2 separate regions of the Mus musculus genome follow, and region 2 is linked to region 1. Evidence: chromatin loops called from intact Hi-C (ENCODE). Cell type or tissue: left cerebral cortex. All regions are shown on one strand. Each heading gives the region's core, and the rest is flanking DNA. Links, peaks and the distances in the headings are about the cores only.

Region 1 (2,905 bases), core at 154-2,653:
AGGAGGCTGTCTCCAAAGAAGATTTGCAGCAACTCACTCCCCTGGAGCTCGCTTCAAGTGTGGTACTACTGACCACTGGGCAAAGAACTGCCTGCTGGCAGGGCCTGCCCAAGTTGTTGGGTTGACTGTTTCACCAAGGTGAGTCCGTTCTCCCAAGTTCTTTCTCTGCAGAAAAATCTCTCAGACCTTCTGGGTGTGGCTGCTGCAGTCTCCAGCTGCTCTGCCTGACAGCTGAAGACTGACCTAGCCCCCAAAGAAGCCACTGAGATCACATACTGTGAGGATCCTGGGCTGGCTGGGGGTAAACCTCTGTTATTCTAATTGATACATAAGGAAGATATTTGTTTTCCCTTTGCTGTCCAGATGTGTCCTTCTCAGAGCTGATAGCCTTGGAGCTCTGGCTGCATCAGAGTCCTTCCTGAGCCAGCTCCTATCCCAAGGCTGCAGGGGCCAGGTCAGTCCATCCCATGTGTAAAATCTCACAGGTTGGTTTACCTTGCTGTCAAGCTTCATGCCAAGAAAGATAAACTCCCAAAACAGGTTTCAGTAGAAGACAAACTCATATTCTATCACACAATAAAACTTTTGCTTTTTTTCTAGAAAGTCACTAGGGAAATACTGTCTAGTTTAAAATTATAACCAGTTTGTAAAATTATAACCAGAAATTTTTTAGTGTTCCCTCATTAACATTTGTAGACTTGGAAACATCTCAAGTAAGAGGGCTGTAGATTTACAACTTGGTGTCAAGAAACATACTGTTTATTTACCCAGTTATGTATGTATGTGTGTATGTATGTATGTATGTATGTATGTATGTATGTATGTATGCAGGTATGCATGTGTGTATTTCTTTATTTAAGACAGGGATTCTCTACAAAGCCCTGGCTGCCCTGGAATTTACTTTGTAGACCCGGTTGGCCTTGAACTCAAGAGATCTGTCTGCCTCTGCATTCTGAGTACTGGGAACTGGGATTAAAGGTGTGTGCCACCAAGCCTGGCTTATAGTTTTGTTTTGATTTTTTAATCTAAAAGATTGTTTATTGACCTGGGCATGGTGGCACAGGGTAGCCCTGGCATCTCTAAGTTCAAGGCCAGCCTGTTCTACAAATAGAATTCCAAGACAATCAGGGCTACACAGAGAAACCCAATCTCGAAAAAACAAAATAAATATATAATTTATGTTATTTATATATATTATATATGCTTATATATAATAGGTATTATTGAGTATATATTATGTATATGTGTAAAGATATGTTTATGTATATAATACATATTGTTTATGTATAATATATATTATTGGAGGCAGGAGGGGCACAGAAAACTTTGTGGCGAATTAGTTCTCACCTTCCACATTATATGAGTTTCAGGGATAACCAGTTTGCTATCCTCCCGGACCTGCTCTAGACTTATGACTTTATTACATCTCCAGATATGGGCTCCAATTTTTCTTTTACTTTTTTTCTTTTTTGAGGACAGGTCAGCGCCATCAACCAGCTCCCACTTTTCGGACCTGAGAAAGCGGACCAAGAGCAACCTCGGTTTAACAGTCTCCAGTCTACAGGTTTGTCGAGGAGGTGTGCAGGTTCAGCAGCAGCCGCTAGGTGGCGCTCGCTCCGCCCCGACACCGCTCAGGCACCTTTGCACATGCGTATTGCCTCCCCCACGCCACTCCTCCACACACGCGCACTTCTGACGCAACCAGAGGCCTAGCTCCGCGCTCCGGAGGGGGAGAGGGAGAAATAAGGAAGAGCGGATCCGGAAGTAGGATCCAAGGGGTCTAGTTCTCTTGCTCCGGCGGACTAGAAGAGTCGCGACTCAGGGGGCGTGGCCCCGGAGGCGGAGGGCGCCGTGATTGGCTCGCGACCGCAGCGCCGGCGCGGATTGGCCTCTGCGGATTGAAGTGCGTTGACTGCGCGGAGGTTGAAATTCAAAAGTGACTGGTGTGGCGGATTGGCTTGGCCGATTGGCCTGGCGAATTGGCCTGGCTCCGACGTTTTGCGGCGCGAGCCCTTGAGAGGACGCGGGTCTCGTCACCCTGCCTGCTGCCTTTGCATCCCTTCCTGTGCGGACCACCATGGACGTGCAGGCGCAGGTGAGTGCGGCGGTGACGGCCTGGCGCCAATAGCGGAGGACGCAGGCCGGCCGCCCGGAGACCCGAGTCCCGGGGACAGGTCGGGGCAAGCCGTCCTGCAGGGGAGGGTCGCACCGCCTCGCGCCCAGGACACCAGCGGCCGAGTCAGTGAGGGCACACACACACACACACACACACACACACACACACACACACACACGGCGAGGTCCCAGGACAGTCGCTGCGACGTTGGTCCGCCATTCCAGTCGTGCAGGCGCTACCATCCCGTGTCCCTTATCCCCCTCCAGCATTTCCCATTTCGAATTCTCAAGCGGATTCGACATGTTTGTGCTTCTCAGTTCTTGCAGATCGCCTTGTGGGAGAAGCGAGGGTTCTGAGAGAAGCCTTGTCGCTTGTCCGCAAAGTACATTTCTTGCTGATATCCTGTTGTGTTGCTGCTGGATCGAGATAGAGGAAGGGGAGAGGAGAAATGGGGGCATCGGCCCAGAGGATCCTTATTCCCTCGCCTGCCTCTTCCTTTTGCTCATTTGGACTGCTGACTAGTTTATGGGGGTGCCCTTCTCCACCACAAGCATCTGAGGCGTATGTGTGTGGTAATTAATGGACTGATCTCTCTGGTGTCAGGAAAGACCGGCCTGCATTCTTTGTTTACCAGCATTTCAGTCTAGACTGACTCACAGTCGGTGTTCAGCTTGAAGAGACTTTCTGGTATACTCACAGCCAAAAGGGAGAGCACTGCACTGTGACAGGTGACAGTTAAAAAGTAAAATAGTTTTTCTCAGATTTGTTCCTGCAGTATTTGCCAAGCAT
Region 2 (2,905 bases), core at 133-2,632, 200 kb after region 1:
CTGAGCCATGGCACCCAGTCCCACCCTTGCTGACCTGGCCTGAGGTGGATCACTGGGGCCCAAGAAGCCACTGCTTTGAGCCCTCGGCCTTCCAGGAGAGGAACTTGATGCCACTGTGGTCTCAGGCTTCTGGTTTTAGTCCATTGCTCCTTCTGAATCCAGTCATGTCCTCACCAGTGGCCAGGGCCCAGAGAGCAGGGCTCACCTGGCAGGCCATGCTGTTGACCCAGCTGTCACTGTCACTGCTGGGCTCAGGTAATCCTGATGTTCCCAGAGTCCCTAGCGCTTTCTCTGCAGGAGGGCTGCAGCCACGTGCGGTGGTGTCCCCACCACTAAGCATTGGAGCTTGAACAGTGACCCGCATCACCCAGGAGAGCTGTTAGGAGCAGTCCCCATGGTGGTCCTCAGTGGTGGCCCTCCTTCTGCCCCCAGGTCTGGAGAGGGACAAGTTTGACAACAAGACAGTGTCCTTCGAGGAGCACATCAAACTGGAGCATAACATGTGGAACTACCTGTACTTCATTGTACTGGTCCGAGTCAAGAACAAGACAGACTACACCGGCCCCGAGAGCTATGTGGCTCAGATGATCAAGGTGAGGGTGTCCGTGCGCCCGGGCTCATTGACACCTGGGAGGAGGCACAACAGCTGCTGGCCTTGGCCTGAGGGGTGGCAGCTGCAGTGGCTTGTGGGGTCAGCCAAGGAGTGAGGAGCAGCTGGGGCCAGCCCTCACTGTGCAAAGCCCTGCTGGCCACCACCACCCGTGGGTGGACCCACACTCCTGCTATATGGAGAAAGCAAACATGCAATGAATCTGTCAGCCCCAGAGAAGCGTGGTGAACCAGCTTCCCCCCTCACCCCTGCACAGCAGCAGTTGGGGGGTTGGGCAGTGGAGTGGGGAGACCCCACTGAGGGATGTAGATTCCCCACAGGACCTCTTTTAGAAAGCACAGCATGGGAGAACAGCTTCCTAAAGTCAACATTGTCCCAGTCAGAGAGAAAGCCTGGAGCAGCTTAAAAATACCAGGCTTAGAGGAATTAAAACATAATCCTCCTAATTTCTAGTCACTGTGGCAGTGCCGAGTTTGGTCTAGAGAGGTTTAACTGTTGGTCTGAGAATTCACAGTTGTGACAGGGAACCAGCAAACTGCTTGGCTCGAGCCCTTCTCCCCTGCTTCTCTATCTCGGGAAGCATGGCTTCCCTTCTTTCAGAGGCTCCCCCTCCCAGACTGCCATCTGTGTGACTCTCCTGTTCCCTGAGCACGGGACATGCTCGTCTGCAGCAGCGGAAAGGAAGGGAGCAAGTCTGGGTCTTGGCCTTCCTGCTCCGTGGCTGTGGCGGGGAGTGAGCAGATGGCCCACAGGAGGATGGAGCCATCTCACGGAAGGCAGCCCACCTGGGAGGACCCAAGCCAGTTCAGATTTTCCCATGTTACGCCCCCTGCTGGCCGTCTGGTAAAGGGCATGGCCCTCTCTCACCGCGGCACTCTGTTCCAGAACAAGAACCTGGACTGGTTCCCGCGGATGCGTGCCATGTCCCTGGTGAGCGGCGAGGGGGAGGGGGAGCAGAATGAGATCCGCATCCTGCAGGAGAAGCTCGGCTCCACCATGAAGCTGGTGTCGCACCTCACCTCCCAGCTCAATGAACTCAAGGAGCAGGTGTGTTCCCAGTCTCAGTGTCCTAAGCTTCTGTACCATGCAGGGTGAGAGCCATCCAAGTCACAGGGAACCCTGGTTCAGGTGGAGTCTTGTGCAGCAGCCTGGAAGAGCCTCCAAGGCCTGCGGTGGTGGGAACCTCCTCCGCCTGTAGCAGCAGCTACCCAGTGCAGCTCCCTAGCCCCTCGCTGTGGTCTCCCGACTGCACCCGATCAAGCGTTTGACTTGCCAACTGAGGGTGACTGGGGGCGACTGGGGCTGACCATCTGCCATCAGAGCTTAATGGTAGCTGGGCCCTTTGGGGAGGATGCAGACTTTCCCGGGGCTGTGGGGAAGGCAGCTAGGCCACCTGACGTCTTGTTTAACTCAGATGACGGAGCAGCGGAAACGGAGGCAGCGTCTGGGCTTTGTGGATGTGCAGAACTGCATGAGCCGCTGAGCAGAGCCACCGAGGCCCCCTGCAGGAGGTCCGCTGCAGATGGCACTGCCCTTCCTTCAGGTCAGGTGGCCCACCACCCTCTGGAAGCCAGGTGCCCACCCCACCTCCAGCTCTGCTGGCAATCTCCCTCCCCCAAGGCAAACTGGCCAGCAGGAGTGCTTCACAGCAGTCCTGCTTAGTACCGTTGAAGAGACTCAGTTTACCTTAGTGCCTTAGAGGATGCTAGGTCCTCTGACTGACATTCCTCAGTGGTCCTCACAGGTGGTTATAGGGGGGCTGCCTCTCACCTCCGAGCACTACATTGTGGCTGTCCCCTGCCCGCCTGCCCGCCTTCTGTCCTGGATCAGGAAGATGGTAGCCTGCTGTTAGTAGCTTCACAGGGCTTTTATGTTTAACTTATTCCCAGGGGCCGTCCCACCCTGCTGTGCCTGCACAGTTCCCAGTGCCTGTGCCTGCGCCTGCTGGGGACAGTGTGGCCCTGTCCCAGTAGCTTGATGACTCAGGGTGGACCTTGCTCCCAGGACTTGTCTCTCCCCAGGCTTTGTAGGCAAGCCTCACAAGCCGAGGGACAGGACCGGGCTGTGTGAAAGTGGCTTTTGACAGCTTCTCTCTTTTTGGTGTAATGTTTTACATGTCCTGTGTCCTGGGGACTAATGTGTTAATTGCCTTAAATAAATTAATAGACTCCAAGTCCATCCACAGGGTCATACTTCTGTCTCCCGCACAGCTGGAGGCCACAGAGGCCAACACCCTGCTGGCCCTGTCACCTACCGCACCCTGCTTGGTCCCTTTGCTCACCTGTAGGACATCCC

Evidence for each region. Peaks named below come from ENCODE experiments on the same cell type or tissue, not always from the same donor. Only the 100,000 strongest peaks of a DNase experiment are listed, where the experiment ranks them.
Region 2: a loop joins it to region 1, with 2.2 times the contacts of the local background. A loop is called at or near these places in 2 of 42 quality-filtered maps.

Annotation. Positions count from the first base shown.
Region 1 is chr17:26,915,191-26,918,095 of GRCm38, forward strand. Kifc5b (kinesin family member C5B) reads left to right here and starts at 1,901. Exons shown (of 11, transcript NM_053173.2): 1 at 1,901-2,095. The coding sequence starts at 2,078. In left cerebral cortex, for the core only: a CTCF peak has its summit at 1,596 (motif pointing right); a DNase peak (open chromatin) is centred at 1,739; H3K4me3 peaks cover 808 bases.
Region 2 is chr17:27,119,436-27,122,340 of GRCm38, forward strand. It overlaps Itpr3 (inositol 1,4,5-triphosphate receptor 3), which reads left to right. Exons shown (of 58, transcript NM_080553.3): 56 at 433-593; 57 at 1,496-1,657; 58 at 2,025-2,788. The coding sequence ends at 2,093. Among named protein-coding and RNA genes, the nearest start is that of Uqcc2, 13 kb to the right of the region's middle. In left cerebral cortex, for the core only: CTCF peaks have their summits at 1,437 (motif pointing left) and 2,141; DNase peaks (open chromatin) are centred at 820, 1,251, 1,455 and 1,993; H3K27ac peaks cover 909 bases.